Linked DNA regions of Homo sapiens: all the other regions are linked to region 1. A link is a loop called in an ENCODE intact Hi-C map of the cell type or tissue named here. Cell type or tissue: heart left ventricle. All regions are shown on one strand. Links, peaks and the distances in the headings refer to the core of each region. The heading gives the core; the rest is flanking DNA. Region 1 overlaps LINC02940 (long intergenic non-protein coding RNA 2940). Region 2 overlaps ETS2-AS1 (ETS2 antisense RNA 1). Region 3 overlaps ETS2 (ETS proto-oncogene 2, transcription factor). Region 4 overlaps ETS2-AS1 (ETS2 antisense RNA 1).

Evidence for each region. A loop is a pair of places that touch in the nucleus more often than their neighbours do. Peaks named below come from ENCODE experiments on the same cell type or tissue, not always from the same donor. Only the 100,000 strongest peaks of a DNase experiment are listed, where the experiment ranks them.
Region 2: it touches region 1 in a loop (2.4-fold over the local background); 31 of 110 quality-filtered maps call a loop at or near these places.
Region 3: it touches region 1 in a loop (3.0-fold over the local background); 32 of 110 quality-filtered maps call a loop at or near these places.
Region 4: it touches region 1 in a loop (2.5-fold over the local background); 19 of 110 quality-filtered maps call a loop at or near these places.

Annotation. Positions count from the first base shown.
Region 1 is chr21:38,982,752-38,988,876 of GRCh38, reverse strand. LINC02940 (long intergenic non-protein coding RNA 2940) reads left to right here. Exons shown (of 7, transcript XR_007067867.1): 6 at 1-1,286; 7 at 1,384-3,526. Among named protein-coding and RNA genes, the nearest start is that of LINC01700, 8.0 kb to the right of the region's middle. RefSeq lists an enhancer at 3,143-3,312. In heart left ventricle, for the core only: no CTCF peak of the experiment used is centred there; DNase peaks (open chromatin) are centred at 3,106 and 3,569; H3K27ac peaks cover 1,791 bases.
Region 2 is chr21:38,923,290-38,929,414 of GRCh38, reverse strand. It overlaps ETS2-AS1 (ETS2 antisense RNA 1), which reads left to right. Exons shown (of 4, transcript NR_120405.1): 2 at 5,722-5,777. Among named protein-coding and RNA genes, the nearest start is that of ETS2-AS1, 12 kb to the left of the region's middle. In heart left ventricle, for the core only: no CTCF peak of the experiment used is centred there; a DNase peak (open chromatin) is centred at 3,244; H3K4me3 peaks cover 820 bases; H3K27ac peaks cover 1,170 bases.
Region 3 is chr21:38,810,624-38,815,623 of GRCh38, reverse strand. ETS2 (ETS proto-oncogene 2, transcription factor) reads right to left here. Exons shown (of 10, transcript NM_005239.6): 3 at 2,510-2,621; 4 at 1,232-1,351; 5 at 643-843. Among named protein-coding and RNA genes, the nearest start is that of ETS2, 7.2 kb to the right of the region's middle. RefSeq lists enhancers at 398-1,597, 994-1,780, 3,512-4,711. In heart left ventricle, for the core only: no CTCF peak of the experiment used is centred there; no DNase peak of the experiment used is centred there; H3K4me3 peaks cover 722 bases; H3K27ac peaks cover 2,625 bases.
Region 4 is chr21:38,904,977-38,911,101 of GRCh38, reverse strand. The region is part of intron 2 of ETS2-AS1 (ETS2 antisense RNA 1); the gene reads left to right. Among named protein-coding and RNA genes, the nearest start is that of ETS2-AS1, 30 kb to the left of the region's middle. RefSeq lists an enhancer at 3,587-4,126. In heart left ventricle, for the core only: no CTCF peak of the experiment used is centred there; a DNase peak (open chromatin) is centred at 3,701; H3K27ac peaks cover 3,083 bases.

The DNA of each region.
Region 1 (6,125 bases), core at 493-5,492:
TGTAGGGACTCATTGTAATGCTTTTAAATGTGAAGCCTCCACCCCAAAGTGAACATGGGACGCATGTAACGTGCATGTTCAGTGGGCACGGCTCAGGACTCTCTTTGTGAATATTCATAGCTCCTCCTGGAACCTGAATATGTATGTTTGGCCAGCTCAATTCAGCATGAGGCTCCTGCTGCAACACCGCCTCCTTCCAGGTGCCTGCCAGCTGTTTCTGCCAGAGGCTGCGTCTCCCGGCCTGTCAGAATGGCCACCCTGCAGGCTGTAATCCTTTAGAAGAAATAAAGATCCCCTTTCCAGATGTATAGATCTTGTGATTTTTTTCCATTCACATCCTTGCATCTTATAATGCCCTGTCTCCATGGGGGTTACATAGAAAGCCCTCAGCCTCTAGGGCAGATGGAGCCAGGACTGAGGGTGGGGGTGGAGAAGGATCAGGAGACTCACTTCAAGGACTTTCTGGTGCCGGCAGTGTAGGCTTGCCAGATGAAATACAGGACACCCAGCAACATGAACTTTCGTAATTTTTATAGTGTAAATGTGTTCCAAATATTGCATGGGACATGCTTATCCTGAAGAATTATTCATTGTTTATCTGAAATCCAAATTTAACTAGGTGTCCTGTATTTTTATTTGCTAAATCTGGTGACCCTTCACTGGGGAGACGCTTTTAAACAGCCTCAACTTAGAAATTCTTCTCTTCCTGCCAAAAGCGCTAGGGTCTGTATATGGGTGCATGGAAACACGAAATTATTGTCACAGGACTGAAGAGTATGAAAGACTTCTAGTAACCACCAGCTGTGGCAGGGGCCTGTGCAGGGGGTACCCTGGCAGGGAGGAAGCTGCCTTAATTTTCAACCTCGGACAGAAAAGCGCATCTGTTAGACACAGCAGAAAGCAGACCTACATGTATGGTTAATAAGGACTATGTATTTGACTGCTGTGGGTTCAATTGTGTCCCTGCGAGAGACACATTGAAGTCCTAACCCCTGCTGCTTCAGCATTTGGCTTTATTTGGAAATAAGGTCACTGCCAGTGCAGTTAGCTGAGATGAAATCATACTGGTGTCTGGTGGGCCCTTATTCCAATATGACTCGTGATATCACAAGAAGAGGAGGACAGACACAGAGACACACTCCAGAGGGAGAAGGCCATGTGACAGCCACGGACTGCTGGAAGCAGCGGAATCTAAAGGCAAGGCAGGGAACAGATTCTCCCTCCCAGTCCTTCGAGAGAACCAACTCTGCCGACAGCTTGATTTCAGAATTCTGGTTTCCAGAACGGTGAGAGAATAAATTCCTGTTGTTTTAAGCCTCCCGTTTGTGGTGCTTTGTTATGGCAGCCCCAGGGACTAATGCAGTCACCGTCACTTGATTGCAGACAAAACGACTGAGGGTTCTCTGCAATGAATTTCAAGTTCTGAATTGAAAGAGGCTTCAGAGCCTGAAGAAAGAGGCGATGCCAGCACTCTCTGGAGTGGGATCCACAGAAGCAGAGAAAGCCCAGGGGATGAGCCAACCCAGAATCCAAACGCCCGTGGATCGGGCCAGACCCAGGACGGCGCTATCTTGCACACCCATCACAGGCTTGGGGACACTAGAACTGCACTGTCAGATATTCCTGACTTCATGTGTGTGTGTTTGTGTGTGTGTAGATCAGGCCATATGATTTACTTGCTGCACTCTGAGCGATGCTGTGTAGATAAAGCTATATTATCTATTTGCTACACTCTGAATAATGCCTTCCTCAGTGATAATCATAATCAAGTGAGCTTTGGATTGTCATTATGAAGTCTCAAATTAAAACAATTGGTTGAGATACTGCCAGCAAGGCAACTAGATCGGGGATTGCAGCTGCTGATGCCAGTCTAGTATTTAGGTAAGAGGATGCCTCCACCCTCTTAGAGCATGTGGCTTGCACATCCATTCTTTCAGTGCAGGAAGGGCTGGAGTGTCCACTCCCTACTCCCAACCCCATCAGTTGTTGTATGGTCCAAAATGCAAAGTAATTTTAATGTGATCCAAGATGCATATAAAAACATTTTAAAAACAGATATGTTATGCATTGCTTAGAATGATGCACCATCCGCTTCATGAACAAGCAAGAACTAACTCTATCATTGACTTCATCCACAAATACTAGAGGTGATGAACTTGAGGTCAAAGTTCCGAAGTCAGACAGCATGGGTTTATTCATCGCCTGCTATGTGCAAATCCTAGATGTCACCAGGCTCTGCTCACTTGGTGTCTTGGCCACTCTGGGTGATGTTTACACAAGGCTTGGTGGCTTTGAGATGGGTTGCAAACAAGAGATATCAGTTGTTGGACTTTTGCTTATAGCTTGGGGTTGGACATCCTCTATCCCTCGATACCTCCTTGCACCCATCAGCCGTTATCTTTGAAGGAAACTTTTTCCTTGAGTCTGGTTCCTTGTCTTCAGGTTCTAACCTCATGGTTTTGGATCCTTGTCCCTATGGTTGTGATCCTTCCTGTCCTTGGCTCTAGTGCTCTTTTTTTTTTTTTTTTCTATTTCTTTCCTCTACCTGTGCACATGACCTCTTTGAAGAGCTCACCTCCTCCAGGAAGCCTCCCTGGAATCACCCTTTTGCCTTCCATTCTCCTTGTTTATACAGTCCATGTCAGTATATCCAAATTGAATTATCGCGGTGTGCTGCTTTGCAATGTGTATCTGATTTCACCAAAACCCTCTACTGTCTCTAATCCCGGGTATCCAATTTCATGTGAAGTTCAGTGATGTGCTCCTCCCTCCTCCTCTTGCACGCATGAGCAGGTACTCAACACTTTCTGGTCCAGCTACATGTGACATGAGGCCACTCACGCTCTTTTTAATTAACCCTTATGACAATCATGTGCGTTATGGAGAAAATTAATGGAGGAAAAATTACAGAGTCACCCGAAACAGTTGCGCTGCTTATCACCCGGTGTTTGAGCCTGTTTCCCCTGTAATTAGATTACATGTGAGGCAGCCCCAGCTAATTGTCTGTGCCACCCACCGGGGAACTCCAGCTCTATCTGTGAACACCCAGGCCTTCCCGCCGCAGGACAGATGTTGGGTGAGGCTTGCCTCCCACGCAAACATCTGCTCTGTTGTTCCGAGTCAGTCACGAGAGCCAGCCGGCTTAGACAAGCAGGGGATGAATTCCTGGGCGAGATGCTTGATCCTGCCAAGTTTCTGAGCACCAGGCTTGGGCCTCTTGAACAGTTCCCTGCATCTTCCATGATCGGCCAGTGCCTCTGCTTCTGCATTTAGAAACCAGAGTTCACTTCTGGTGGCCTCAAGCCAAAATGAGTCTACGAACCAGAAGTCTCTTGACATTGACACTGATAAACTTTGATATGGAAGCATTTTTGTTTTTGGCAACCATCAATTTTTTTTTGTTTTTCCTCAAACACATGCATGGATGATGTGAGAACCGGTACCTGGAAACTGAGAGACTGCCGCATGTGTTTCGGGCTCCCAGCTCTATCCATAACTGTCTTTGGGGGCTTCCTAGGCAACCTGGGTTTTGACCCTGCTGCCTCCTGGTCCAAGAACTCTGCCCTGTGGCCTGGCAGGAGGCCTGGCCCAGCCAGGGACCGTGGGGGCAGCCTGCGGTGGCGGTTGATTTTTTTTTTAAGCACATAATAATTTGCAGATGTTGGCAGTTACCAGGGAAGTCAGAGCAAAGCTGCAAATGCCAAACCACAACAATATATCATTTTAACCGTCTTATTCCTGGAAATGTGACAGCATCATAGTAAAACAATTCACAAAGACGAATATGCCTGCTGCCTTCGGGCAGCCTACTGCTGCCAATTTGGTGGAGATTATCGGCCATTTATCAATTGTGTTGCTCTACAGAGAAGAAGAGAAATCTCTTTGCTTCTATTTGTGCCGCAGGAAGATCACCTGTCTTCCTCAAGTGACAGTGCATCTTTAAAAAATTCCGACTGCACAGAGCTTGTCTGAAAAGTGATACAACAGCATTGGTGTAGGTTTCTAGTGTCCATGCCAGTGGCTCTTACCCTGTTCTGTGTCATGAACCCCTGCGGCAGCCTAGGGAAGCCTATGGACCCTTTCTCAGAATTCAGACTTCAAATGCATGAAAAAAAGTACATGGGCTTCCCAAGGAAACCAGTATGTTGAAATACAGCTAACAAAATGTAACAAAATGTAACAATCCCCACCCCGCCCTCCCAACTGTGATATGATAGTGCACATGTTTTTTATTAATAGCTTAAGACAAGATTGAGTTGTCCGCCTTATAACCACCATAATTACAAAGCAGAGAGAAGGATGAAAGTCACTGATGATACTGGCAACAGCTGCAATGCAGTATGAAAATATCCGTGATTTCGACAATCACAGGTGTGTCCCCCACAGTGTGCTTCATTGCCTGTGTTCCTAATGGAAGAAAAGGCCAACATGTAGTTAGAAGTCAGGGAAAATAAAAATGGAATTTCTTTCCTATCTAAGTTCACACACCTCCTGACTCCTCACCCAGGTTAAGACTTTGCGAGGAAGAAAAGGCCAACATGTAGTTAGAAGTCAGGGAAAATAAAAATGGAATTTCTTTCCTATCTAAGTTCACAGACCTCCTGACTCCTCACCCAGGTTAAGACCCCGTGTTCTGTGCTACAGTGGTGGCAGCTCCAGGCATGCCCTGGCCCTGCCCTGCCCCGGACAACCTCGTGTGCAGAGTCCAGCCTGGTCCTGGCAGCTCGGGTGGCGCTCTAGCTGTGGCCATTTCTAGGTCCTGTTTTACCTTCCCTCAACTCTGCTCACTGAACCAGGTCCTCATGATGGGGCTAAGGAATGTAACCCCTTTCAAACACTTTTACACTGTTGGTGGGAGTATAAATTAGTTCAGCCATTGTGGAACACAGTGTGGCGATACCTCAAAGACCTAAAGACAGAAATATCGTTCAACTGAGCAATCCCATTGCTGGGTACATCCCCAAAGGAATATAAATCATTCTATTATAAAGACACATGTAAGGGAATGTTCATTGCGGCAGCACTCACAATAGCAAAGACAGAATCAACCTAAGTGCCCACCAATGGTAGACTGGATAAAGAAGATGTGGTGTATACACACCATGGAATACTACGCAGCCATAAAAAAGAACGAGATCGTGTCTTTTTCAGGGACGTGGATGGAGCTGGAGGCCATTATCCTTCGCACGCTAGCACAGAAACAGAAAACCAAATACCACATGTTCTCACTTATAAGTGGGAGCTAAATAATGAGAACGCATGGACACACGGAAGGGAACAACACACACTGGGGCCTTTTGGAGGGTGGGAGGAAAAAGAGGATCAGGAAAAACAACTAATGGGTTTTAGGCTTAATACCTGGGTGATGAAATCATCTGTACGACAAACCCCCATGACACAAGTGTGCCTATATAACAAACCTGCGGTTGTACTTTTGAACTTAAAATAAGAGCACCCAGTCTTTGGATGGAGGGCCCACCCTCAATCCAGGATGATTTCATCTCAAGACCTTTAAACTGATCACATCTGCAAAGACCCTATTTCAAAACAAGGTCATATTCATGGGTACTAGGGGTTAGGACTTAAACATATCCTTTTTGAGGACACAAGCCAGCCTGCTACAGTGCCTGACTTAGGAAGAGCCTGAAGGAGTGTAGAAACCAGGGGGATGGAGAAGCTGAAGCTGGCCTAATCTAGACCCCAAACCTTGGGTTCCATCAGAACAACACGGCCTTGCTTTCCTGAGAATCTACACTGTGCCCGAAACTGAGTGTGGGGCTCCTGCTAAGTCGTCTCAGTGAATTCCCACAACCACACGTGGACAGCACAGGGCTGTTGTATTTGAATCCAGACGGCCTCCTGCCCAGTGCTCCCGTGAGCTGCCTATCAATGTCCTTCCCGCCCCATCCAGGAAGCTAGCCACAAAGCACATGTGGCTATTTAGATTTAAAATTATTAAAGTTGCCGGGCGCAGTGGCTCACGCCTGTAATCCTAACACTTTGGGAGGCCAAGGCAGGTGGATTGCCTGAGCTCAGGAGTTCCAGACCAGCCTGGGCAACATGGCGAAACCCCGTCTCCATTAAAAATACAAAAAATTAGCCGGCCGTGGTGGCTTGCGCTGCGA
Region 2 (6,125 bases), core at 695-5,694, 60 kb after region 1:
CCTGTCACCCTCTTGGGAAGCATGAGGAAAAGACTAACCAAGAATTGGCAAGGGCAAAGCAGCATGCTGCAAGAGGAAGCCAGACATGGGAGCTATGTGGCCACAGGCTTGTGACTAGCAGAAGCCATATGTCACAGCAACAGAGAAAAGAGCCACCATCTTCGAGGAGCAATGAAGATGGTACCCCTGGCCCACTGCATTGGTTCCTCCCTACATGCTCACACCTCTGTGCAGCATGGCTGGCAGCTGGTGGGAAAGGTTCCATCCATCAGACATCCCAGTCAAACACTTAGGCCCAAGTGTGAGTGAGCTTCAGACTCCTCAGTGGACAGGGCTGCTGGTGCCAGGGTGGGTTGGGGCCCTGTTGTACAACCTTTCCATCCTTATCACCTCCCAGAAAGAAAAACTAATCGATTTAAACTTAATTTAATTTCCTCACAACAAAGGAAATTCAATACTAAAGAGTAAGAATGTGCTGTAGAGAATGAAAATTTAAAGGGCCACAAACCATTATGATGTCTAAGATTTGTTGACCCCTTAAGAACCAGTTTTCTGCCCTTTGGAAAGAGCATCACCCCCATTAAGGATGTGGGGTGCAGGGAAGGTGAGGCTGCCAGTGAAGAGCTAAGTACACACAGCAGGTGTTGGCTGCAGACAGTTGTCTGGGCTGGCCCATGGCCTGCTGCAGTAGAATCTTTCCTGTTCACATGAAAACATGACTGTGTCAGGAGGTCCAGTTTTTTCTCCACCTCAAATGTGTACAAGTGTAGCTGCTACAATTAAATCAAACTCGTTCCTCTATAATAGCTGATGATATTCAGGCCTCATCAGACTTTTCTCTTATTCTTTGGACTCTGCCTTTTTTGACGTGGGAAAATTTTTGGTTCCTTTTGGACTTTCCATCGTCCCATAAATGTTCCCCTCTCTCTCTTTCTCCCCTACCCCCTAACTGAAGTGGGAGGAAGAGGGGTCTTTGTCACTTCTTTTCACCCTTCCAGTCTGCAAAGTAGTTACTTGAATTAACCGTGAACTAGTGACTTAGAATCTTAAAAGTGTTGAAGCTTCACTGGCTGGGCTCTCTCTGTTTATCGAAAAGCCTCTTTTGTTTTTCCGCAAACCATTGTTTATACGAGACAAAAAATGTTATATTCATGGCAAAGTTGAAATTCTGGAAGATTAAAGATAAATATCTACTCATAGACTTGGCAAGTAGAATTAATGCTACATTTGTTTCATCAACAGGTATTTTTTGAGCCCCAGTTAGGAGTAGGCCGGTGTCTTAGGAACTGGAACTCTGTGGTAGACAAGGTGGAAGATTTCTGCTCTTGTGGTTTTTCAGTGATGGGGCCTCAGTGCCTTGCAGGTGAAATGCAGATACTGAAGCTGAAGCAAGCTCTGTGGCCCATGGCCCATAGCCTACGGCACTAAAGGGCAGGCACCTGCTGTTCTCTGGGCTGTGGAGTCACCTTGCAGCATCTCACCCATTCTTGTTGCCACATTTTTCGAGAGCTATTAACCAACTCAAGTCTGTTGGAGAGGAAACAGGCTGCAGAGGCCTTGGGAGGCCATAGCCCATGAGGAAGGAGGGAAATCATGGGGCAGCCAGTCTGGAAATGGGCACCCTTGAAGGTGCACCTGAGCTGTTCTCAGAAAGCTGGAGGAAGATCTCAAGTAGGAAGAGTTAGACATGGGTTATTTGCTGCAGAGTTCACAACAAGGAGTGATGGGTTGGAAGCTCTGGAGAGGTGACTTTCAGCCCTGGAGAGGAGGCCAATGTGTGTGAGGCTGAAGAATCCCCCCTTCCTGCAAAGATACCCACATTCTAATCTCTGGAACCCGTGAATACATCACTTTATAGGGCAGAGACTTTGCAAATGTGATTAAATTAAGGATCTGGGATGGGAGTTTGTCCTGGCTCATCCAGGAGGGCCCTAAATGCACTCTCTAGTGTTCTTATAAGAGATGGGCAGAAGGAGATTTTACATAGACAGAAGAGGGCCATCTGATCGAGGAAGCAAGATGCTACACTACAGGCTTTGAAGATGGAGGAAGGAAGGGACCAGGAGCCAAGAAATGCAAGGGATGTAGCTCTAGATGCTGGGAAAGGCAAGGAAACAGATTCTCCACCACAGCCCTTGGAGGGTGCTAGCCCAGGGAAACTGGTTTTGGACTTCTGGCTTCCAGAACCATGAGAGGATAAATTGCTATTTCCTTAAACACCCAAGATTAAAATAATTTGTTACAGCAGCAAGATAAAGCTAATATACCATGCTAAACAATTTCTTTGAGACGTAGTGAGGTCTCCATCCCCAACAGTGACTGATGGCTTCTCAGAGTGTGTCCATAAAAGAGATGGTGACCCTGGGGGGCAGGTTGCACAGGAGAATATCTGAACCCCTCGTAGCTCTAAGCATGTGGGATTAGTTTGCCAAGGCTGCCATAACAAAGAACCACAGACTGGCTGTCTTAAACAGCAGAAATTTATTGTCTCCCAGTTCTGGAGGCTGGAGTCCAAGACCAAAGTGTGGCAGGGTTGGTTTCTCCTGACTGGTAGATTTCTCCTGAGGTCTCTCTCCTCGACTCATAGATGCCGTCCTCTCCCTGTGTCCTCACAAGCTCATCCCTCTGTGTATGTTTCTGTCTCCTCTTCTTATGAGGACACCAGTCAGACTGGATTAGGGACTCACCCAAATAGCGTTACTTTACTTTAGTTACCCCTCTGAAGACCCCATGTCCAAACAGAGTCACATTCTGAGCTACCATGGGTTAAGGCTTCAACATATCAATTTTGGGAGACACACTTCCACCCTGACAGCTATGTTGTACAATGACATCACTGTCATATCTATTTAAGGGTATTTCTACACACACCTCTGCTTTCGATTTGAGAGCTTAATTAATTTATTTTATAGAGATGGGGTCTTGCTATATTGCCAGGCTGGTCTCCAACTCCTGGCCTCAAGCAGTCCACCTGCCTTGGCCTCCCAAAGTGCTGGGATTATAGGCATGAGCCACTGTGCCTGGCCCTGAATTTGGGAGCTTCAGAGGGCAAGTAAAGAGAGGGGGGAACAAGTTCAGAAGTAAAAACCCGCGATGCCAGGAAGTCCTTACAGCTTTAAGCTTCACATTTAATCACTTCCCACAAGGAGAAGCAGGCTGGGTGTGCTCCAGGCTCCGGAAGCTCCAGCAGCCCCAGAGATGAGGGTGGTCTGCCCCCCACACTCCCTGCCCCAGCCCATCCTGGACCTTCTCCTGACACACAGCAAACCACACTTAGCTGTCATTGATGAATCGGAGCCTCTGCCAGACAGCCGGCCAAGCCGACGCTAACTCACCCCACAGCCTGAAATAGAAACTCGCTCGTTTTCCAGTGTGTGACAAAGAAGGAAGGTATTTAATTTTGAAAGGAGCTGAGCCAGCTTTATTGTGGGTCATTTTTTTCTGGAGCAAAATCCTCTCTAGTTTTCTCCCCAGGCTCATCTTCCTTCTGATCTATGGGTTAGCATTTTGGATGGGATGGTTTTCTGGTGTGGGGGGCTGTCCCCAGTGCTGCAGGATGTTAGCAGCACCCCTGTTCCTACCTGCCAGATGCCAGAAGCACCCCTGCCCCATTTGTGCCAACCAAAAATGCCTCCAGAGGTTGCCAGTGTCCCCTGGGTGAAACAGCACCCCGTTGTTGAGAAGAACTGGTCTAATTAAACGGCAGATTAGTTAGGAAGAATGGGCTGGTGTCCTGGCTCTGCCTCCTCTGCTGGGAATACAGCAGGCTGAGATGTGTGCCTGACATCTTATGATGCTGGATATGAATGGAGGGACCGCCAAAGAAGGCAGGAGCCTCTTCAGTGGTGTGCAAGGAGGACAGCAGTGCATGGTTGATTTTATTTATTTAATTTTACTCTTTTGTGACAGACAGGGACTCTACTTTGCCCAGGCTGGCCTTGAACTCCTGGGCTTGAGCCATCTTCCCATCTTAGCCTCCTAAGTAGCTGGCACTACAGGCACATGCCAACACCCCTGGCTTCTTCACTGGGTTTTGAATCAGACAAGTTTTTCCACTGGTCCCTTGAGTGGTTTAGAAGCCCACGCTCGGGGCTCCAGATGAGACCAGAGAGTGTCCTCAGAAGACAGTTGGGACCATCTTCATGCCTCCCCCATGATGCCCTGTGTGAAGGGCTGCACTGAGATCTCTGCACATCCCTCCTTCCTTCCCCTGCAGCTGCAAAACACCCGCTGCTCCTTGAATACTCCAGACCACCTACCCCAGGGCCTTTGCACGTTTTCCCCACACAAAGCTTTCCCCCTGTATTTTCACTTACCTGGCTCCTTTTCCTCACTGAGGCCTTAGCTTGGCATTCCCTGAACGGGGGGAGTGTTCAGGGGGATTCAGTTGCTCTGCAGCCCATGACCCACCTGATGTTCTTTATAGCACCCTGTGCTGTGATGGGAAAGCTGGATTTCTTGGCTTGGGGCTGTAGGTCTCAAGGTACTCAAAACCATGAAAGCAGAGTCTGTTTGTCTTGTTTGCTGCCAATTCTCAACCTTGAGAACACAGAGCAGAAACTCAATGAACAGTTATTGAATCAATGAAGGAATGAATGATGCAGCCTGTAGTCCCCCTGAAGGATGTGAGTCCAAAGATCAGAGGGGCCCCTTTCAGCTCATTGTTTCTCCCACAACCCTTTGGGCCCGGACTGGCACCCATTAAAAGGCAGACATTCTTGGGACTCATCGCCCCTTTCTTGGGATTGGTGGAGCGCCATCTGAGAGGGGAGCGGGCCTCGGCTGCAGGCAAGGGGCTGGGTGACACCATCAGCAGTGGATCTGCAGGAAGGCTGGGGAGGGGATATGGAGGCTCCAGCTGGCAGCTTCACTGGGGCCGCCCCTGCCTGTGTCCTCTCATCTTGCTCTTTTTTTTTTTTTTTGAGACGGAGTCTCGCTCTGTCGCCCAGGCTGGAGTGCAGTGGCACAGTCTCGGCTCACTGCAAGCTCCGCCTCCCGGGTTCACGCCATTCTCCCGCCTCAGCCTCCCGAGTAGCTGGGACTACAGGCGCCGCCACTACGCCCGGCTAATTTTTTTGTATTTTTAGTAGAGGTGGGGTTTCACCATGTTAGCCAGGATGGTCTCCATCTCCTGACCTCGTGATCCACCCACCTTGGCCTCCCCAAGTGCTGGGATTACAGGTGTGAGCCACTGCGCCTGGCCTCATCTTGCTCTTTACAGCCAAGGGAGTTTCCAAAGGTGAGGGAAATGCTAGCACCAGCGCCCGCCCTCCATTCCAGAGCAAGAGACACTCATCCAAGGGCACCAACCTTCGCCTGCCTTCCATGACCACAAATGGGGGCTTTGTGGAGAGAAGTTCTTCTGTGGCTTATCTTACGACCTCTGGAAGAAATCTCTTCCTTCTTTCTGCCCAGACTATAGAGGGAGGGCAGAAAAGGAGTGGAGGTGGGGAAGGTCAATAGTGGAGTTGAAGATAGCCATGCCTAAGTGACCTTTCCACCCCATTAGAGGTGTCATCACTGGTGTAAAATGGTGCCCAGCCTCGTATCTCAAGTGGGGATGGCTCAGCCCTGCTAAACTTCACTGCCTTTCCTCTGGGGTGCATTGTGTTATATGGTGTCTCCCCCAGGTCTGGCCAAAAAGAGAGCTTCCTAATGAGGCATCCTGGAAACTGATGGGAACTGTGTTCTTATCCATCTCCCCCATCTCTTGTGCCCCAGGACATCAACTGGGAGTGGCCCAGAAGCCCGAAGCTGAGAGGACAAAGCTCACTGGGGTAAGTTAACATCACTCCAGATCAGCCCCGGTGAAGTCAGCGAGAATTGCCTACACCTGAAAAAATGTGGCAAACTTATTTGTAAAGCTTATCTGACACTTTTGTCTATATTTGATACATTCAGTCCTCCACAATCTCTACTTTACCAAAATCCATGCGGGTGCATCATAAAGAGAGATGCTTGATGACCAAGTTGTTCTGGACAAATCAAGGTAAACAGATTATAATTACTTCACAGGGATTATTTTTGGAATGTAATGGCTGGTCACTCCCTCGACTGTGTATATCTCTTGACATGTAATTCAGAAACATGGCCTGTGCCTTAGGGAAAGCATGAAGATACACATG
Region 3 (5,000 bases), core at 1-5,000, 170 kb after region 1:
TTTTAAACATTGGTCTCCCTGCTATTTTAAGTTTTGAATCAAGACTTTCTCTGTATTTGGTGAGATTTCTACTGATCAATGGCCAGTTTCTGTACAATATGATAGCGTGTAAATATATATCAATTTCTCACTTGTTTAAAAACAGACCCCGCCCCCTCAACAATCCTCAACATCCAAAATACATTCCATTTGGATGTAGGAAAATTTACAGTAGAATTCACAGGGTTTATGTGAGTAAAGGCTCCCCCCTTTCATTAAGGCTGCCATATCTCTTAGCTCTGTAAGGTGAGCTCAGAAGACGTGGGAATTCTTGCTGTCCTACATATCTGAGTCAACATGGACTCCCGTGATGAATACAGCCAGCAATAGCAAACAATTTAGTGACTAAGGCTACTACCTTGTGGCTATACTTGATGCTATACACACACACACACACACACACACACACTCACATAAAGTGGGATAAAAATCTATAATCACTGCCATATATCTGACTCACTTGAGTGGCATTTTGAGGCAAGGTACTCTATGTCATTTCAAGTGGCAACCCTAAGGTTGAAGAACACCCACGTGACTTTCCCAATCAGTCTTCCCGGCCACAGCTCATCCTGGACAAGGAGAAGTAAGACGTTCAGCTGGTACCTTTGATCATTTGCTCCAGATGTTCCCAGAGAATGTCACCCACAAAGTCAGGTGCCAGCTCCAGAAAGCGTTCCTTGCCAAGGTTACACAGCATCTGGCCATTCATGCCGAACCTCTGCAGATTCACGTTCACCAGACTGAACTCATTGGTGGCCCAGAGAAGCCACTGGCATACCTGTTGCTCACTCCACAGCCAGGGGTCTACCAGGAGAGAAGAAAAAATGGAACACATGAGGTAAAAACAGTGGAAAGGTAGTGAGACCACTGTCATCCCTAATTTATGCACCAAGTACCGACATACACCAGAACCCACGAATGAGCAAGATACCATGATGACACGTCACCATTCTGACACGACCCAGGCACATTTCAAGACACCAGTAATGCGTCCTTCTACTACATATTTAATGAGTTCTGGATCAAGTCTTGGGTTGATTGGGGTGAAACAGAAACTGGCTCAGGTTAACGACATCCATGCTACTCTTTGCAGAATACCCCAAGCAAAAGCTTAATAAACAAGTCAAGATCAAACAACTGCACTGAAGTTGGTTCTTCTCACCCAGTGCAGGCTCAGGAAAGCAGTACTTACTCTTTGGAATGCCCAGGCGCCGCTGTTCCTTTTTGAAGCCACTGAAGGTAGCTTTTAAGGCTTGACTCATCACAGCCTTGCTGCACGGGGTTAACAAAGGCAATTCACAGTTGGCGGAGTCTGGAAGGAAACCCCCCATGGGGACATTAGGACTTCAAGTTGGTGATATCAGGTGGAGATTTAGGAGAGACATCTTAGTTTTTGGAAAAGAACAATTTTGATCTCAAACCTTGGCATGATTCCTTAAAACAGTGTAACTATTAACAAAAAACTTTTCTGACTATAATTGAGAAAATATATATCTCAGAACTATACTTATTAAAAAAATCTAAAATAAAACTCAGATTTGATTCTATTTTGCAAAGCGTCACAAAGCAGTTGTGCGTAGGGAAAACTGCTAAGTCTATTTTAAAATTGTAGGCAATGAAAACAGTTGCATGGTTTCTGGTCAAAAGGCTGAAGGGACTGTATCATTTGGAAGTCACTTCCATTAAACTAGGCGTAGAGCTGAGAAGTGAGTGTGATATGAATGTGCCGCACTTAGCACGGTAATGGAACCACACCTTCCATTTTTATTGAAAAACAATCTTCTCCAGACACCCTCAGCAATTTCAAGAATGATAAATGGCTGCCATGCAGGGTTATGCTTACGCCAGTGTATGCGTTTTAATTAATTTTCTGGCCTGTATTCTCAGCACCTACTTCACATGACACAGTCATCTCTGGCATGTTTCCAACTAATAGCTCTGTCACAGTAATTGTATGAACATTATCTGACGTGCTATTCCTTTAAGAAGAATAAACAATGACACGAAGAACTACAGAAAGAACTACCGATGGGTAAGGATTACAAAGAACAATTTGTTGCCCCAAAACTCAGGGCAGGGGAGATGATTTAACTAATGATGCAAACCCAAATTACAAGTTTGGGTGTGTTTTAATGTCTACTCTTCTGTCTGTTTTCCAGGGCAGAGCAGGGAGATGAGGACCTGCTTGCCAATGTTGAAAACATCCAGGAGGGGCAGCTCAGGGGTTCCCCTGCAGTTTCCTAACAGCGGCTCACTGGGGGGCGTCTGGCACTCAAGACATCAGAATCCACATCAGAATCACCAAGTTGATACAAATGAAAAACTGCCTTCTCCCAGGTCCAGAACTTCTGGCTATTCATATCAAAGATTCCAGATACCAACATTTCTCACTTAGGAACTGTCATCTCTTTATTAACTGAACTACTTAGGAAAATCATGCACAATTTGTCAAGTCTGAGGAACCAATTACCATGAGAAATGGAATCCAAGCCTGTTGGCACTTCTTGCAGTGTTTGCTCTTCATTTAGAGAAGGAAAAACAGCAAACAGGGACCCATCAAAGGTGTCAAAGGCTGGCTGGCGCTGCAAAAACAGATGGAAAAAAAATGGAAATACAATATTTAAACTGATTGAATTACCTGTTGTAAAAGTGGTCTGTGGGCAATCCTACCAATAGTCCCTGATTAAACTGGCAATTTTGAAGCAAACATGGAATCAACCAGTCAGTCCTTAAAACAGACTCGTAAAATGGTCAAAGTGACTGAAATGATTGTATTTTACTGTGGATTATTATTATTATTATTTTGAGACAGGTCTTACTCTGTCACACAGGCCAGAGTGCAGTGGTGCAATCTTGGCTCACTGCAACCTCCCCCTCCTGGGTTCAAGCGATTCTCCTGCCTCAGCCTCCCGAGTAGCTGGGACTACAGGCGCCCACCACCACGCCTGGATAATTTTTGCATTTTTAGTACAGACAGGGTTTCACCATGTTGGCCAGGCTGGTCTCAAACTCCTGACCTCGTGTAATCCACCCGCCTTGGCCTCCCAAAGTGCTGGGATTACAGGCGTGAGCCACGGTGCCCGGCCACTGTGGATTTATTTAAGTAACCTCACAGAGTCGGAGTGACTGGGAATTTGTTTTAGTGGCCTAATCCACTTAAGTTAATATATTAAATACACAAATCTGAAAATAACAGAATCTTACAATGGTGTCGAGAGGAGCCTCAGAGACCCCTTTACCAAACACCTGACCCTCCTGTTACATTGAGAAAAATTCAACTAGGCTGTGTGTGTAAGAAAAATGACCCTTGACAAGGCCGTCTGAGCACAATGCAGTTAAAAGGCAAATGACCCGATAAACACTGAAAAATCAAACAATGAAATACACTACTTTATCTTTGGAAGCATTTATTTTGAAATGTTTGCCATGAAACAATTTAACTGAAACTAGAGATGCTTTTCCACATCAATTCCAATGGTTTGGAAAATAGTAATACATGACAAAATTCCTTAACGTTTCATTTTATAACAAGTAAAGTGTCTTAAAAATGAACCCCCTCCCCGCCCCCAGGCCAGGCGGGGTGGCTTATGCCTGTAACCCCAGTGCTTTATGAGGTTGAGGCCAGAGGATCACTTGAGCCCAGGAGTTCAAGTCTGCGGTGAACTACGATCAAGCCACTGTACTCCCGCCTGGGCAACAGAGAAGGACCCTGTTGCTTAAAACCAAAAACGAAAAAACAAATAAAACAAAACAAAAAAAACCCAAATCACCTACTAAGGGGAAAGATTTCCAAAGGAAATAGGTTTAAAGTTAAACTAAACTATCTGCAGAAAAGAAGAGACACACAGAAAGATAAAACCTTACACTAACTCGATTTCTGAGCATCTTACATAACATTTATGAAAGAAATACCTTTTAATGTAAGACTCATTTGAAAGTAACCGATAATATCTGGATTCATCATCGCCTAAATTGTTGAGGAACACGTGAAGAAAGACTATATTTTTCCAACATAAGCTGGAAATCCCATGTTATGTGTAATACAATGACCCATCTGTTGAGTCATCAATAAGAAAATGTGTAACACATTTACAAATAAAATCGGTTACCCGCTTTCTTTTTAGAAATGCAGAACAATGAATGACGCATTACAAAAGAGGGCAGGCAGAGGCTGGAGCCCAGCCCAAAAAAATCCAAGTCAATGATGACCAACTGCCTGAGATCTACGAGGAAAACCGATCAATCAGGCAAGTGCAAATTACTCATCTGGATTTACAAACTACTTTAGAGCAGAGCTAATTTTGGTGAAACCTCCAATAAACTTTTAAAGTTCCCACAAGCATTGCCCAGGTGACTAAGAAATGCCTTTCCTAACCGTAAATTCTTTTTTTTTTTTTTTAAAGCCAGGAAGCCAAAAGACAATACAAATCTGTGCTTCCTATTTCAACACATCAATTTCAGCAACGACTGCTTCTTTTCAGAAACCGCATAAGCATCGTCAAATTATTTGAATTAATAGAAGGATTTTTCTAAGGGGTGTGGTTTCAACTTAATACCATGATTTCTTGTACCACTTCTGCCATGCTTAAAATGTCCGGCCAAATCAAACAAGCAGACTCACTAGGCTGAAGTTTGATGACCTTTAGAATACTGCAGAAAGGACTGTGCTGAGTTTTGCCTCTTTGGGTCATATCAGACAAATAACCTCAATAATGATATACAAAGGAAAATGTAATATGCCAGAGACGTACATCATCATTATGCAAGACGCTAAACTTTGAGGAGGCCAATTTTAAAATCATGCTTCTGAAACATGTTTACTACATAATACTGAAAACAATCAAATCTTGCTGTCATATTTGGAGAAGACAAGTGGGAGATTACCAGTTTGTGCTACTAAAGAATGTTCCCAAAAGGAATGATGATAGAAGCTACATAAAATGTTTATGCAGCAGAGAGGG
Region 4 (6,125 bases), core at 675-5,674, 78 kb after region 1:
CTGCCAGCAAAAGAATAGCTGCCCCTGCCCCAGTTTAGAGTTTAAATGCAAACTCTAAATGTTTAGTACCTGAAACTCCCAGAGGTAAATTACTTTCTGAGGCAATTGTGCATTCATCTGAGGCAATCAGCTATCTCTAAATCCACCTAAGCCCTCATTTGAATCAGATCGGGTGATTCACAGCAATTTGATGTCACTTTGAAAGCTGGTTTGTTGCCAAAACACCAGCCTGGTGCCCTTGATGACAGCCAGGCACAGGGCTGGGTTCTGCCTGGAATTGAAGAGGCTGGTGGGTGGGGGCGTCTTTGGCACCTTAAGAATTTTGAGAGGAGAGAAGGGAGCCCTGTGGCTGCTTTATGGTGTTAGGTCTGTAAACTGCCTAATTTAGCACAAATGCCTTTCTTCATCCAGGTAGCCTCGGGCTTTCTTCCACAAGCGAAGTGTGTGGCCAGTGAGTCAGATGACCTGCTCCTTCTGGAGATGGCTGGTGCCATTCTCAATGTCAGTGGTCGCTTCTTACAGATCCCGATAGATTCAGGCCTCAGGTAGCCAAACAGGGCATCCCATGGCCCCGGCCAGGTTCTGTAGAGGCAAATGTTCAAAAGGGAGTGGCTCTGACACCATTGTCCATGCTCCTCCCTGCCTTGCTTGAGCGACAAGTGTGGCTGCTTTTAGGAAGTGGGGCTTGCTTTGGGAGAACTGCCTCTCGAAGGACTCACACCTATAATTCCCTGTTGTTGTCTCTGGAAGTCTGCAGCTGCCTGGTCCTTAGGGTGAAAAGCAGCTGGGGAAGCTGGAGCCACACATTCCAAAGGGCTTCAGGGACAAAAGCACCCTGAATTTAGGAAACAAAAGACAGGTGGAGGAGGAAGCATCCAGCAACCCCCTTGTAATCTCAAAAACTGACTCACGCCGGTGCCGGCCATAGGGCTGCCACGGTATATGGCTCAAGGAAGCCCAGGCTCTCCTGGGAGGTTCTAGCCATTGTTGAGCCTGTGAAGGAAATGTGTCAGGCCAGCCCTTCCTCACTTTCTTGATTTAGCAGGCTGGAGCTAGCTGTAAATGCTGATCAATTCCAGTTGCCAGACTGGAGCTGTAGCAGCGACCTGGGTGATCTCAGAGCCCCATCCCCTCATCTGTCACGGGAGAACTTGGCCCCGGAGCACACTCCAGATATCTCGCTCAGAATGCAGTTCTGAGCATCAAACACACAGTTCATGTTCCTGACTCTGTTGGCTTTGGGACACTCTATTGGCTTTGGGACACTTTCAGGATGTTCTTGCAAGCTACTCACTGTGGGCCTCAGAGTCTGACCTGTCCAGAACTGCTGGTCTGCAAGGGGGCCTGTTCTTGGGGGTTCCTGGGGACCCCCACCCCAGGGACCACCCAGTGGTTGAGGGAGGGAGAATTGGTCATGAACTATGGATGATGCCAGCACAATATCAGATGTCATCACCCCGCATGGCCTAGGTACTCGCCTAAACAGACATCAGCACAGAATTTTGGGTGAGGGGGTCTTCCTGACCACGCTTTCACTCCTCAGAAACCTCTACTGCCTGGTGCTCCTTCCTCAACTTGTCCCAGAAACAGTGGCGTCAACTAAAGAGAAAGCGGGAAGGCAGGTACCTTCGGCAGGGATCTGGCGTTGGAACCTCTGCCCCGAACGTTGAAGCGCTGCTGTCACAATCACCTCATTCTGTCCCAGGACTTCCTCCTCAGCCTTTCCCCAGTCCATTTCTGAGCTTTGTGCCCTGTTCCCACCTCCCATAGCCTTTTCCCTCCTGCTGAGATAGGAGAACCGCCAGGAATGTAAACTCAATCTTCTCCTCTGGGGACTCTATGCTGCCTGCTACCAACAGCAGGCATCCCAGGATGTGGGATTTTCAGTGCTGAAACCAGGACAGTGATTCTCAAACTTTTTTTGATCCCAGGTTTCTCTGAAAATCTGAAGGCCATGGGCCCTCTCTCCAGCACAGCCTCCATAAGCCCAGACACATGCCATTGTGCATGCAATTCCAGGGGTGCTGGGATCCCCTTCCCAATCAAAGAGAGGACTTAGGGACCCATGGACCTGTCCAGAGACCTAGGCTGAAGATGGTAGCATGTAGGGAGGGGAGGTTGATGCCATGGTTAATTGCATAAGCTCTGGAAGGAGACTGGCCATGCTGCCTAGCCAAGCGCTCCCACTATACAGCTGAGAACCCTTGGACAAGTTTCCTAACCTCCCCAAGCCTCCCTTTCTGCATCTATAAAACAGGAAGCACATCTGTTTCATGGGGCATAAAAGACTTAATAATGACACATAGTGTGAAATACAGTGTCTGGCAGAACAACATCATGCATGCACTCGCCTGTTCAAAACATGCACTGAGCTGCCACGTGCCAAGGCCTGTCTTGGGCTAGAGATCCCCTTTGGGAACAAGACAGAGTCCTTGCCTTCTGAGTACTTACATTTTAGTGGGTTAAGGCTGTAGGGGCCACAGGCTCTTGACCCCTAAAGTTCTGCTGAGAGGCATAAGGCAGATGGATTAATGGGAGAAAAGGCATAAAACTTATTTAACGTGTATGCACAGAAGCCTTCAGAATGAAGCCCCAACTTCCCAATGAGTTACAGAAACTTATGTACCATTGTGGGGTTACAGAACGTATGGGGGTTTGGATTCCGGTAAAACAGGTTATGGGAATGGGAAGAAGAGGAATTCGATTGAGGGGCAATAAATGATTGCCAGGGAGAATGATTGGATGGGAGAACAGAAATAACCTTGTAAGTAGCTTTCTTTGGAATTCAGATGATACTTGGAGTCTTCTCGGGTCAGGTCACACCTTGGTCTTCTTTTCTGCCATAGATAAGAAGATAAGTGGGAAGGGGAAGAAAGAATAATTGCTCTCCTTGGAAGGTCTGGATCTTAGGCAGATAAAGAAACTTCAGCTTCTTTGGGAAAGACGGTGTGTATAGGGGAAGGTCAGAGAGACCTTGAGGCTTCCTCAATTCGACATGTTAAAACCCTCTATTTTGGGGTATTGGTTTCTGAGTCTCAACAAGGCTAAATCAATAGTAATTGTTATGATTACTTGTTATTTATTGTTGGTGGTTTGATTTGGAACTCAGGACAACATTCACTTTCAGGTCCTACTTAGTAGCCCGTTTCCCATCAGCATGATCCTCTGCAGGGCCGACAGATGGGGAACTTTTTGATAAAAGGGAGAAGGCTCCTTTCACCCCTTATCAAAACATTGTAGTAGCTTCGGTGCTTAAGTGTCATCATTTTCGTTCTCGCTGATATTTTAAAGAAGCCAATTTGAGTGCCCATCCTCACATTTCTATTGAAGAGTTTTCACTTCTTTCTTTCAATAAATTATTTAGTCCTCCTATGGACTGTTGCTGAACTGTGATTTTTACAAGCAAACCATTCTTACTTGTCATGAGTTAGCAAGGAGATCTTAAATGGGACCAGTGTAGACAGGAGACCTGTGTTACTGAGGCACGAAATAAACGTTCCGGCTGCCATTCATGCAATTTCAGTTTAGAGTCTCAATTTTCTGCATCTTTATCCATATTCTGGTTCAGTTTTTCTGCACAACCCCTGAAGGGAATGTGGTCGCCTGGGAGCACAACTCCCAGATCCCAGTTTTGAGTGTGGGAGCTCCAGAAGTCAGCAGGCAGGCGGGGCTGGCCCAGTGACAGGAGGGGTGCTGGAAAGGGCTTTGGCTTCCAGGCCTGGGCCCCGCCTTTGCTGACGTTGGAGCCCTGGAGCAGGGCTGCTGACGTGTGCACTGCCTGGGCTGGCTGTTTACTAGACTGTTTGTTAAGGGCTGCACTTCCAGTAAAACCTGAGAACACACCGTGACATCCTCATTTACAGCACTGAGTGTGTCACTCGGGCAGCACGTGGGCCAAGAAAGGGAGAGTCTAGGAAAGGTGAGATTAGCTGGCTGTGGGGTAAATCACCTGACACGAAGAGCCCGGGGTTAACCAATCACCGTGGGAGGGCTGCCCTGGAGCACACAGCAGGCTGCACTTGGGAAAAGTCCATTTGAACAAGAATTTCTTCTTGAGAAGGTCTGAGTAGCCAAGGGACCTTGATCTAGGAGTAGGAACTGGTCTCAGGTCACTGATTGCCAGGGTGGCCTGGGCAAATCGTTTCTCCTCTTGGGGGCTCTGGGTCCCCACCTGTGCAGTGAGGGCATGCATGCTCTGATGCCTTCATGAGTGGCAGCACGGCACCATGTTAGGCACGGGGGCTTCTGGGCCTAGTCCTTTGTCTTCCTGGCCATGGGGAAGTGGAAAAGGCCTTACCCCACCAAGATGCGTCTTCCCAAGTAAGCGGGGCATTTATGCACCCAGGACCGCTCAGGGCTACGGTGGGGTTTTGTGTGATGAGGCACATAGATATCTCAGCAGAATGGCAGACGCGGTGGGGCGCGGTGGCTCACGCCTGTAATCCCAGCACTTTGGGAGGCCGAGGCGGGCGGATCATGAGGTCAGGAGATTGAGACCATCCTGGCTAACATGGTGAAACCCTGTCTCTACTAAAAATACAAAAATTAGCCGGGCGTGGTAGCGGGCGCCTGTAGTCCCAGCTACTCGGGAGGCTGAGGCAGGAGAATGGCGTGAACCCGGGAGGTGGAGCTTGCAGGGAGCCGAGATCGCGCCACTGCACTCCAGCCTGGGCGACAGAGCAAGACTTCGTCTCAAAAAAAAAAAAAAAAAAAAAAAAGGGCAGACAGCTAGGGAGGGCCAGCACAGAAGCTCTTAGCGGTACAGGCCACCAGTGAGCATTTGTGGGGGCTTTGTGGATAACCAGAGCTGTGTGCGGGGTAGGGGGCTTCCGTGGCGCCTTCCTTCAAACATTTGGTTACCTGTGGTCTCATAACAAAAGGCCACCGGCTCTCTTCCTCCCTCCTGATGGAAGTTATCCAAATCCATTTTGCTAGGTCTCCAAAACATAATCACTTTATTTGAAAGCGTTTCCCTAAGGGAAAGATCAAGCTGTCCATTTGGGGTGAAAGAGAACAACAATAATAACAATAAATTTCTCTCCACCCAGTACTGTGGACTTGCAGCATTTTCCAGTGTGTTACCGCCTGGAGTTGCCTCTGACATCCCCATAGCGGGGGAAGACAAGAAAACTGAGGCTCACAGAGGTTGCCAAAGGCCACATGGATAATGAGGGTCAGAGAGGTTGTTAAAGGACTGCAGCTGGTTCTAAATCCAGTGTCTTTCCAAAGCAAAACGATATAGCTTATAGCTCGCTCTTCAAAACCTGAAAAAAACACAAAGAGGTTTGTGAGTTGTCTTCCCACGCTCCCGTGTGGTTGATTGAGAAGCGGTAAACCCAAACAGGATAGGTGTGCTTTCTCGGGGGGGGGTAGGGGAGATGGGGTGGGGGGGTGCGGGGGGTGGGGGTGTGCGGGAGGTGGGAGGGGAGGGGTGCTTATCATCAACATGGCCACCCCCACATATCCCCATGTGTGTAGAACATCATGGTGCCCTGTATTTGCATATTAAAAGACTAGGGTGGGAGGGCCAGTTTTTTCTGCAGGCTACGTGAGTGACATGCCTGGTGGAACCAATCCCCTGAGCCCTATGCAAATCAGACATCACCTCCTCCAGCCTATTTATATAAGCAGCCACTTTTCCGTGGCACAGGGGGTCTTCTCTCTTGGCTTTGGAGCTCCCCATTCCTCTGTGTCTGTAACAGGGGAGCTTCTTCCTTCTTTCTTCTCCCTTCTTTCTTGCCTGTTAAACTCTCTGCTTCTTAAAACCACTCCATGTATGTCCAGGTCATTTTATCTAATTTGGAGACGGAGAACCCTGGTGTTCCTCTGCTCATCAGAGCCGTCTCACCTGCAAGGGCCAGGATCCAGCACTAGGGCTGCCCTTTATGTTCATGCAGCCTCCACTAGGAAGATCCTCCTTAGCTGCCACCTGCTGTAAAGGGATCTATCTATCTATCTGTCTATCTATCTATCTATCTATCTTTCTATCTACCTGTCGAGAGAGAGAGAGGTTTATTATAAGGAATTGACTCATGTGATTATGGAGGCTGAGAAGTTCCACAGTCTGCTGTCTGCAAGCTGGAGACCCAGGAAGGCTGCTGGTGCCGTTCCAGTTTGATTCTGAA